Linked DNA regions of Mus musculus: region 2 is linked to region 1. A link is a contact called in ENCODE Hi-C or POLR2A ChIA-PET data. All regions are on one chromosome and are shown on one strand. The core of a region is the stretch at or near the end of the contact, and the rest is flanking DNA. Distances in the headings are between cores, read along the strand shown.

The links. Hi-C counts contacts between places; a loop is a spot of excess contacts on that map. ChIA-PET counts read pairs that join two places held with the same protein, here RNA polymerase II (POLR2A).
Region 2: POLR2A ChIA-PET joins it to region 1 with 16 read pairs in Patski. The contact joins the enhancer-like site here to the promoter of Elovl5 in region 1. A Hi-C loop is called at or near these places in 5 of 37 maps with a recorded cell type or tissue (CH12.LX, Patski, T-helper 17 cell and 2 more). POLR2A ChIA-PET finds 5 or more read pairs at or near these places in 1 of 5 experiments (Patski).

Annotation. Positions count from the first base shown.
Region 1 is chr9:77,914,734-77,920,242 of GRCm38, reverse strand. It overlaps Elovl5 (ELOVL family member 5, elongation of long chain fatty acids (yeast)), which reads right to left and starts at 2,878. Exons shown (of 8, transcript NM_134255.3): 1 at 2,717-2,878.
Region 2 is chr9:78,019,629-78,025,137 of GRCm38, reverse strand. Gm39375 (a long non-coding RNA gene) reads right to left here. Exons shown (of 4, transcript XR_870937.1): 4 at 4,435-5,055. Among named protein-coding and RNA genes, the nearest start is that of Gm23609, 8.3 kb to the right of the region's middle. Within about 2 kb of position 2,842, at least 1 of the 3 ENCODE cell types and tissues checked has a DNase peak (open chromatin) inside an H3K27ac peak, as active enhancers do.

The sequences.
Region 1 (5,509 bases), core at 1,629-4,128:
ACTTCAGGCAGACTGAGAAGCAGCAAATTGTTAATCCTATGGTTTAGTGTGTGTGTATTCTACTTTTGCCTGCCAACTTACAATACCATAGACCACTTCCTCTCAGTTACCTGTCTTTTCCTGCATGCATTCCCATTCAGAGGCCATTCACATGGCTGCTTTCCCCCATGCCTCGTTTCTGTTTTTCCTGCCTCAGAGAGTTGAACCCAGAAGTTCACACGTGCTGAGTTTGGTTTAAGATGGTTCAGCACATGGTTAGAGTATTTTAAGTTAGCAAATAGCACAATTACATAAATGACATGTAGCTGACTAGACAAACAATCCAACAACAGACAGATGTAGTGAGAAGCTGGAATCCTGGAGATAAGGCTGTGTGTTTTTCAGAAAGTCAACATCTCTGGGCCTTAGCTCCAGGTTTGTTTGTTTGTTTGTTTGTTTGGGTGATTTGAGACAAGGTTTCTCTGTGCAGCCCTAGCCCTGGAACTAGCTCTGTAGATCATGCTGGCCTTGAACTCATAGAGATCTGCCTGCCTCTGCCTCCTGAGTGCTGGGACTAAAGGCAGGTGCTACTATCACCTGGCTGCTAGTTCCAGGTTTTTTAACAAAAAGATGGGTAATGGGACTCCCTAGAGGACCCTGGTTTGTGGAAAGAAACACTTAGCAAATCTGTTCTTAGCATCAGTTCATGACGCAGGATTGAAGGAGCTCAGTGGCAGTGTTTACTCAGCACGTGTGAACTTCTGGGTTCAGCTCTCTGCAGCAGGAAAAACAGAAACAAGGCATGGGGAAAGCAGCCATGTGAATGGCCTCTGAATGGGAACGCATGCAGGAAAAGACAGGCAACTGAGAGGAAGTGGTCTATGATATTGTGAATTGGCAGGCAAAAGTAGAATACACACACACACACCTCACACACACACACCCCTGGGAAGGTTAGTGTGTGTCAGAGTTTTTTTGTTAGGCAACAAATATGCTCTACTCTGCCATAGTTCCTGGAAGACAAGGCAATTTTGCCTCGATTTGTATGTAGACTTCAAGTTGGAAATCTAGCACAAAGGTGAGTACTTCCCCTCTAACAGCAGCACAAGCAGTAATTAGCGGAACTGCTGGGGGAAAGAATTCTGTGAACAACAGGCATCCAAAGGCTAAGGCTCTGGCCAAGAGAAACACTGTTAATCCCAGGGAAGGAAAAGGAAACATTTATCAAACCACTATTTAGCAGACCCCCTGTTGGGTTCTTCCATTTACAGTCTCTTGAAACCACCTAATAAATAAATCAGTTACATGGGACCCGGCTGGCTGACAAGGAAACCGAGTCAAGTAAGAACTACTTACTAGTTACCTATTTTGAAAAACCCAACACCCATGTTTCCTATTCATGGTTAAGTTTACCCTCCATTCTGTGAAAGTATATAACATTCCTCCTTTCTGTCTTCAGTTCCAAACTGAAAGACAAAAAGAGAATAGAAAAGGAGATGGCCTATGGTGGATGTTCCTGGCACTGACGTTATCAGGAGAAAAATCTCAAAGGAAAGTAGCCCCCCCCCCTTTTTTTTTTTCAAGGTCAGAGCTTTCGCAGAGAAACCCGGCAGTACTGGGACTGACTAGATAAACGATGCACCTGTGCCCAGCCATAGATAAAATCTACGGTGTGCATTCGCATTCATCTAATGCAAAGCTGACTGTATCTGTAGATTTTTGACCCAAATGCTGTGGCCTGAGACTTTGCAAAAGCACAAAGACTTGCAAGTACAAACCAACAGGTTATAACTGCCAAGCGGTTAGAGGAACGAATTACAAAACCAACAGACAACACTGGCCCTCCTGTACAACTGTACAAAACACTTCCTGCCACCAGCCCTGACATTAAAAAAACAGAAAGACAGTCGAGGCTTGGGAGGAGGGCTGCTCGCTCCCCCACAATTTCTTATCAGACTTCTCCCCGGGTATCCTCCAGCTAGGGAGTCATGCGTTGCATTCTTTCAATCGCCCCCTCCCCTTACGAAAATTCATCCAATGCATCCTTCAAATTTGCAATCAAGGCGCCTGGAGATAAGCATAATGTAATCTAGAGCAGGGACGCCAAGTTCAAAGGTGCCGAAGGCTTCAAGATCGTCTAAAAAGAACTCTCTCTGGACCTTACTATCTCCACCTCAAGGATAGGGGAAGGGGAAGGCTTGCTGGCAAGCAAACAATAAAGGACACTTTCCCTAAAACTCTGAGCAGCGCACTTTATGGATTCGCAGACTCCAGGCCGTTACCCGCAGCTATGCGTCCGCGTCTCCACCCTCCCGGGGCAGGCTGGGCTGCAGATACCCGCTGGAGTGGTCGCGGGAAAGCGGGCGTCCCTGGCAGCAGCAAAGGAGAGGAAAGCAGGGAAAGGCCAGCGCGCGGCCCCAAAGCCCGGTACTGCACGGACCCACGCGGACTCCTCCTCGGCAGCCCTTACGGTCGCTCAGAGAAAGCTCGGAGGAAGATCCAAGCGCGCCGCCATCCTTCCCTGCGATCTCCGCGCCTGTCAGTGCGCCAAAGTGGCTGCCACCCACGAACAGGTGCGAAAGCATCCATCCCGGCGGAGCTCCGCTCGGCCCGCGCCCCGCGCTCGCCGGGCCACGGTGCCTGCCGCCCCCCGCCCAACCCGGACCTCACGGCGCCAGCAGCCTGGCCGCACCCCAGTGCCTTGGCACCCGCCAAGTTCCTGAAGCAGGCGGCTCACCTCTCTGCCTGAGCGGCTACGGGGAGCACCGGACGGCAGCAGGACCGCGCGAGCAGGAGGATGTGCAAGCGGGCGCGGGAACAGAAGCAAGCTGCAGCCGCGATGCAAGAGGAAGGCGCCCGGCAGCTTCAACCCCGGCGTGGGCTGACCGTGACGTCACAATGGCGCGGCCAGCCAATCCGAGCCCGGAGGCAGGATCAAGCGCTATGATGTCATGCGGCCTTGGAACCAATCCTGGGGCGATAGAACTTTCGTGATTGTAAATTCCAGAATCAGATGCGGTGAGCAGAGGAAGCCAGGGTTGGTCTCCTGTGGTTCACGTGTCTCGGGGCAGTTTTCTTGCTTCTTCCTAATAAGCCTGCGTGGGACGCAGAGTCTGCGCAATAGCCACAGTGAAGTTCTGGATGCCCTGAACTCTTTCCAACAGCCGGGGGGCAGGGGCAGGCTTGGCGGTGGTTTTTTTGTTTTTGTTTTTGTTTTGGCAGGTGCCCACCCACCTAACGGGTTTCGCCACCATTGTGAAGGGGACCCTTTTCATGGTTTTAGCAAGGGTTCTAAAACCTAGGTGGAGCTGCTGTTGCGCAAATTGAAGCAACAGAAATCACTCAGAACTTTGCAACCGTAATTCTAGGATAGGTTGATCACACACTATTGGGAGTTTTGATATTTCTACTCTACGAAATTATCAGTCTTGTAATGAAATACTGTAATGTCTTTCAGCTGGGCAAATTCAAAGACTTAAAAGGGACGCAGGTACAAACATAAGAGCCTTTCTAGTTTTCGCTGCTGTTTGATAAATCAAGGCCTACAACTCTTACTTCAAACGTTAGAAATGTAACCTTTTGTTGTGCCCCCTTTGCTTTACACCCACTGACACAACACAGCCAAGCAGTCATTCAGTGTAGAAACATTTTTTTTAAATTATAGTAAAATGTTTATTGTATATTCAGCAATGTTCCAGGACCCAGACCACTGTCATAGGAATACGAATATACAAACTATAAACATTAGATAATTTAAACATTCACAAATTGCTGTAGCAATAACAATTAGTTGCCATTCATTTCTATAAACACTGAGTAAGGACCGCCTTCCCCGCAACAGTGCTGAGTGCTAACCATAAGTGCATGTCTGTCTGTCTATACAGGAAGTGTCGTTCAAGTGGCATGTGAGTGGTCATCTGTGCAACCTGGCCTCCTAGCATTCACCGTGTTCATTGTAATTGTCTCGTAGCTTTCACATACCAGGGACCGCTAAGATCTGTAGGCAAGTAATGCACTAAATCTAGCTTGTTTCTCCCCTCAATGGCATTTACAAGGCTCGAGGCATCATCTGCGACAGTTCTTTGTAATCTGGAGTATGACAAGAAGTCCTAACCATTTTTTTTTTTTTTTTGAATGGGTGAAGCATGAACTCAGCGGTGCCATGTTTGATCCCTGTTTCAGCTCCACTTGCCATCCGTGTTCCTCCTGTTCAGGATTCTTAACTCTTCTCTAGGCTATTTACTAGCAAGGCATACTCTTCTCTTCCTAGGGTTCCCAGTGTGTAATTTACATATGCAATCAGAGGCAGGCGGGACCTTCCCTGACACAGCAGCTAAATTTACTCCACTCCACAAGGTGTGAAATGACCAGCCTCATAGCTACCCCCATTTTAGTATCTTTGAATTCAAGTGTAAATCTGCAAGAAACGCACAGAACTTGTATAACCTCCCATCTTAGCTATTTTTTTCCCAAATAAAAAATCCCTATTCAGTGCCAGGCTTACTAAGTGATGGAATGGAAGAGAAGTGCTTTGGGTACCATGAGAACTGGATTCTTGGCCTCAGGAACTATAAGAACCATGAGAAGCTATCCCTGCCATTTTACCTAGCATATGTGATTTGAGATAGTTCTTTAGTAGTGTTCATGTGGTAATATAAAAAAATGTGTTTTTTCTATTAAATAATAATTTTATTCTCTATTTACTTTTAAATTATGGCAGCACCCCCCACCCCAGACACTTTGCTCTTCGTTTTTATCAGTGAGCCTACATCTCCTCTAATACACTTCCAAGTATGTAAGGACTGCTTCAGTATTACTTTTGAGGAAGGAATTATTTAATATCCTGGGCAATTTGTTTTATTGCAATAGCAGCTGCAGTTGAATTAAAAATGCAATTAACAGCTTCATTATAATACCGAATTCTAATGACTGAAGCTGCTACTGTTCGATTTGCATGGCATAATGAAACCTGTCTCTAAAGTGAAAAATCTATGTTAATCTCTGAACATCTCCAAGTTGAGTAGAATCTAGGATGACTGTGGTTTTATACTAAGAATGACACTGTACCATCTGTTGAGGTCTCTTGCTCCCCTTTCTTCTTTTCTTCTTCCTCTTTTTCTTCTTTTTCTCCTGTTTTTTCCAGTCAATGCAGTACTACCTATCAACTTCCCGTCTCAACAGAGTATTAAAGCCCAAATCCTAACAAAAGCCTTTGGACTTTAATTATTTAGCATGTTGCTATTTTTCTAATCTTCTAAAAGTATCCACCTCCTGTGGTGCAACAGAGGAAGCCTTGACTGAGTGCATGGTTGACAAAGGCCAATGCCTTAGACCCAAGGGAATTGGCAGCACCTTCACCTGGGTGAGGCTCAGAGACGTAGCAAAGCCTCCCTCTGGTCCAAGTGGGAGTATAGAAGAATGACTGGCCAGTATGCCAAGGCAACTTTAGCTTCCTTCCCTTGGAGCCTGAGACTGCTCCCCTATGGAGATCTGCTAAGACTAGCTAGCAGTTTCTTGAGGCTCCAGATTG
Region 2 (5,509 bases), core at 1,593-4,092, 100 kb before region 1:
GACTAGAGAGCTGAGACTTATTGTACTAAAGTAACAGTGGTCCAGACTGCATCTTCAGCCACCCTGATGCAGTCCAGGAGACTAACAGTTGCCTGCTGTACACCGGACCCTCCAGCAGACGGCAGTATTAAACCAGGATTAAAAGATGATGATAAGGTATGCCTGAGGGGCAGAGCCCTCACCTGCCACTGACTAGGTCAGAAGGCTCCTCCTCACCCACATAAAAAGAAACAAAGAGATGAAACTAAATGCCGTTTTACTTGTGGCAAATAGTTTTCCATTCTCTGAGGTCATATAAGTTCCTTTTCCAGGGGAGAAGAGAATGGTGAGTTTCACATGCTTTCTCTCATATGCTGAATCTAGATTTATACACACATACACACGCAAGCACATACACACACACATGCACAAACACACGACATGTTCACTCTCACACATACTTCCACACACATGACACATTCATTCATGTAAACATTCACACTTTCCCTTACACAAACACACATACAAAATGGACACACACACACACACACACACACACACACACGGCAATTTTGGAGAAAGAAGGAAGCTGAAGGGGTGCAGATAGTAAGTCAACTAAGAGCAAAGTAAGGACATATGTGCATAATGATGTCATGGTGTGCATAATGATGTCATCAGGAAACCCATACATTTTTGCTTTGCTTTTTTAAAAAAGATGTCCCTAAAGCCAGGCACAGTGTCACATGACTGTAATCTCAGCACTGGGGAGGCAGAAGAATTGTGGTTTCGATGCCAGCCTGGACTACATAGCAAAACTCTATCTAAAAACCAAAAACCAAAAACAAACCCTCACTAATACAAGAGAAATGAGATGGATTTTTGTTTTGGTTTTTGGTTTTTGGTTTTTTGAGACAGGGTTTCTCTGTATAGCCCTGGCTGTCCTGGAACTCACTCTGTAGACCAGGCTGGCCTTGAACTCAGATATCCGCCTGCCTCTGCCTCCCAAGTGCTGGGATTAAAGACGTGTGCCACCACGCCCGGCTGAGATGGATTTTTAATATCATAAGCTCAAGTCAAGCTTTCTGAGTAGTGTAATCGCTAACACAATGCTTTTGCCTGCAGGCCTTGTCACCATGTTTGAAACTCCTGCCTCCTGAGAGTGCAGAGGAGGGAGTGAGTGAGTGGGCTGAAGGACAAGGAAGAAAAAGGAGGCAGGGGTCTGGGTAACACAGCTTGTGCACCCACAGAAGCTGCGGGAGCAGAGGTGAGGGGGCCGGAGGCTGAGGCACAGGTCCGAGTCTTAAATTAGTTAGTGAGTTGCGTCACTGGCTCTGAACCTGACCACCATCTTATCATAGAAAGCACCCCAAGAGGCCACCTTGCTCACAACCAAAACAGTCCCCGTTAGCCTCTACCCCAGACCTATGGTGGCCTTACCGCTTCTGATCTCCCTTGTAGTCAAATAAATTATCTCATTTGCTGTCTTTTCTGAAGAATTTTCAAAAAAAAAAAAAACCCACTAACAATGCATTCATTAGTTGTCTGAACCACATTTCAATTATCTCCCAATCATGTGCAGCTAATGTCTATGGCCTTGGTAAATGGAAACATGTTAACACAGAGAACTTGTGAATGAAAAACAGCCTGTCGCGGTGGGAAACATGGTGAGATGGCTTGCTGACAGCGGTGCTTGCTACCAAGGCTGCCACTCTGAGTTTGATTCCCCGAGTCCTACACGTGGAAGGAAGGAGTCAACTAGTGCAAATTGTCTTTTGACCTTTATATGTATACCTACACATGAATAAAAGTTTTTAATGTTAATGGGATTTTTAAAAAAATGTTTTGATAACAGTGAGTGGTGCTCTGGATGGTCTAAACACCCGTGACAGTCCTCAAGGGGTAAGGTGGACATCGGCTCCTAACGTGCACATACGTTCCAGGGTGTGTAACCGCAACCTAGAATGAGGAGGGGAAGTTGAAAAGAACAGAAAACCCTTACTGAGCAGGTAATCTGGACGTGATTTATCGTGGGAGGGAACAACATTGGCGAGTGATGGTTTGGGCAATTAGGAGAAGCTGTAATAGAAAGATTAGCTAAGGGCTGGAGAGATGGCTCAGTGGGTAAGAGTACCCGATTGGTCTTCCGAAGGTCCAGAGTTCAAATCCCAGCAACCACATGGTGGCTCACAACCATCCGTAACAAGATCTGACTCCCTCTTCTGGTGTGTCTGAAGACAGCTACAGTGTATTTACATATAATAATAAATAAATCTTAAAAAAAAAAGAAAGATTACCTAAGGTCCAAGTTAATAAGTCAACTATCCTTTGAATGTCATAGCCATGGCTGGCTGGCGTAAACTCCTGAAAGGGTCACTTTCATTTCCAGATGCCCTGACCTGGACCATCTCTGATCTGGCACACTGGGGACTCATCAGGATATCCAGTGATGTGGTGGGGGTAGAGGGGGCAAGGAGCTGTCAGAAGTTTTCAGAACAGCCCTAGGGCAGAAAAGCTAATCACACCAGGTCGAACATAAAGTTGTAAAGAGAAATAAAAGCATTCTTGATCCTACAGACTGGACTTTGTCTCCCACCCCACCCCATTAGCCAAATGTAAACCTTATTACATCAGAGCGGTCCTCAACCTTATCTGTGGTTTCAGTTCCCTGCTTAAATATGCTCTGAAATTGTTCAGTGGAAAGTTCTGAGCATAACCGATGCCTGTGCTGGAAACTACATTTTATTCTGAGCAGTATGATGAAATCTGTGTCCTGCCCTGCCCTGCATGGGGTATGAATCACTCCTGCTTCCTGTACACCCGGCTGTGTACACTCTGTGCCCATCAGTCAGCTGGCAGCACCGCCACAGCATCACGGTGCCTCTGTCTGGGTCTGGTGTCCACCTCAGCTTCAAGCATCCACTGAGGCCTTAGAGCCTACCCCTGGAGGAGAGTGGTCGGCAGACAGGAGCCCCAGACCTTTAGACAGCAAAATAACTTAGAGTCAGCCTGCAAGTCGATTCAGTGAGCTGTCACAGGTCCTCCGGACACTGTAACAGATGATATCTCTGGATCTTAATGGGCCAGCCAGGAGGGTCGAGGAGGCAGAAGCACAAAGCCAAAGAGTTTGAGAGACAGAAAGAGGCCACTGCAGCTGGAACATGGGAGATTGGCTCTTAATTTTCCCTTCATGCTTGAGTCTCAGCCAAATATCAGCGGGAGAAGACTCCCCCACCACAGAAGCCAAGCACCCCCACCTCCAGCAAGCCACTTTCCTTCACGGTCTGTCTTCACAGCTCACAATACCTAAGGAGGTTCTAGTGTGTGTGTTCATGGAAAGCGCATCCATCCGCCACCGATGGTCTAGGCCAGGAAGGTAGAGTCCAGAGCTTGCTAAAGGTTTGGATGTTACCTAAGATCCATGGAGGCTGCTGACAGGGAAGTGACTGGTTATTCTCGTTAGGATAGAATACAAGAAACTCTGGAGTTTATGGGCCAAGAGGCTTATTTAACACATAGTTCGGGAGGGTGGAAATCCCAGGCTGGTCAGCCACACGTGGCAAGAGCCTCATGTTCTGTTTTAATAGGTGGAAAAACAAGACCCGTGATATAGAGGACAAAGAACGAGGGTCAGCCTGACCTTACAACAACCTGCTGTCATGGTAACTGACTGGCCCAACAGAGGCATTCATTCCCGCATGGGGAGTGGGATGCCAGAGGAGGCTTTTCTTCCTTCGGACTGTTTGCCTGAGCTGTGGGGTGGTCGGGTTGGGGTGTGGAGAGCAGGAGAGAAGGCAGAGCCTGCAGCTGGGAGCAATTGCACTGAGGCGGAACGAAATTCCCTGTATAAGGAAGAAACCACAAGCTTATCTCTTTGGCAAGAAAAGCCTGAGAGATTTCTGCCACACTCGAGGATCAGACTGCTCCTCTCTGAAAATGTGAGGTCACTGGCTTAGACCTGGAGACCAAAGAAGCCCCCAGACAAGGCTGTGGATTTCAGCAGCTGAGCAGCTATGGGGAGAGAGATAGGCCTGAAGGACTTGTGGAAAAGGTGACCCAGCCTGCAGAAGAGTCTACGCAGACCTAAGTTGCTGACAAATGACCTCATCTTGCCAGAGTAGAAGAGTTTGTTTATTTTAATTTTATTTGTAAAATAAATAATAAAGAGTTTTTGCCTGCATGTATGTCTGTGTACCACTTATATGTCCGAGGAGTCACTGAATTCTCTGGAACTGAAGTTTTAAACAGTTGTGAGCCACCATGTGACTTCTGGGAATCAAATCTGGGTCTTCTTGCAAGAGCAGTCAGTGCTTTTAAATGCTGAACTATCTCTCCAACCTGGCATAGAACACTTTAAATAAGGTTTCTTTCCTGTGGCTGGAACAGCAGAGGAGCTATGAGCTCCCAGAGAAGGAAACATTAAGACACAGAAGTATTTTAAGCTTGTTTTTCAAGCCTGCACAAGAGCTACGTTTGGGGAGGAGACTGAGACACCATTGAGGGAATCTAGCTGTTGAAGCTGAAGTGTCCTTTCTCTGGGCCTGTCAGAGAGAAGGCCTGGCCTGCAGGAGCTGCCACTGTCAACCTACCCAAAAGATTAAATATTTAGGGCACTTTGGAGAGAGAAGTTGCCTATGCTTTGAAAAGATAAGTCTAAATCTAGCACCTTAGACCACCCCTACATGCTACCTTCCATGAGAGCCCACATTGATGCCCATGACCTGTGCTGCCACCAAAGGCCATGATCAAGTTCAGAGAACTATGTGGATGCCCGTGGTCTGTGTTCCTGTAGGAGGCCATCTTGATGTCTGTAGTCCATGTTATCATCAAAAGTCAAGTGGATGCCCTTGGTCTGTTCAACCGCCAGGGGCCATGTTGGTGTCCATGGCCTGTGCCCACATCATGATGGTGTTTGTGGTCCGGGCTGTGGCCAAGGAGATGTTGATGTCCTTGTTCTGTGCTATCACCGAAGAGCATGCTGAGGTCCTTGGTCTGTGTTGACACTAGAGGCCATGTGGATGTTCACGATTCGTGCTGTCACCCGATTCCACACAGAAGTCCATGGTCCATGTGCTGCTGCTGATAAAGGACAAAGAGGCTTCTCTTACAGGACTATTGATGTCTGCAGACTCACATTTGAGGAGGAGAGGCATAGACAGCTTCTGAGACAGCCTATCCCACCCCCACTAGCACTCCCATCCTCAGAAAAGAAAGAGTCTAGACAGGAAGCCATTAAAAGCAACTCTTAAAAAATGCTGAAGTGTAGCTCTTCATAGCTGATAGCTTATGATGGGGGTGGGGTGGGGAGGGACTCAGTTTAGTGGAAATTTGACCACGTTCCAGTGAGTATATGGGCAACACAAATGGACTTGGTATTATTTTCTCTCTTCTTTTTTCTTCTGGGAGGAGGTTACAAGGATGGGAGGGTTGTCCTAGGAGGACTGGGAAGTGAGTAGGATTGGGATGCACTAGGTAAAATTCCTAAATAATCAATAAAAATATTTGTCGGGGAGCAAAAGAACCATACAAGATC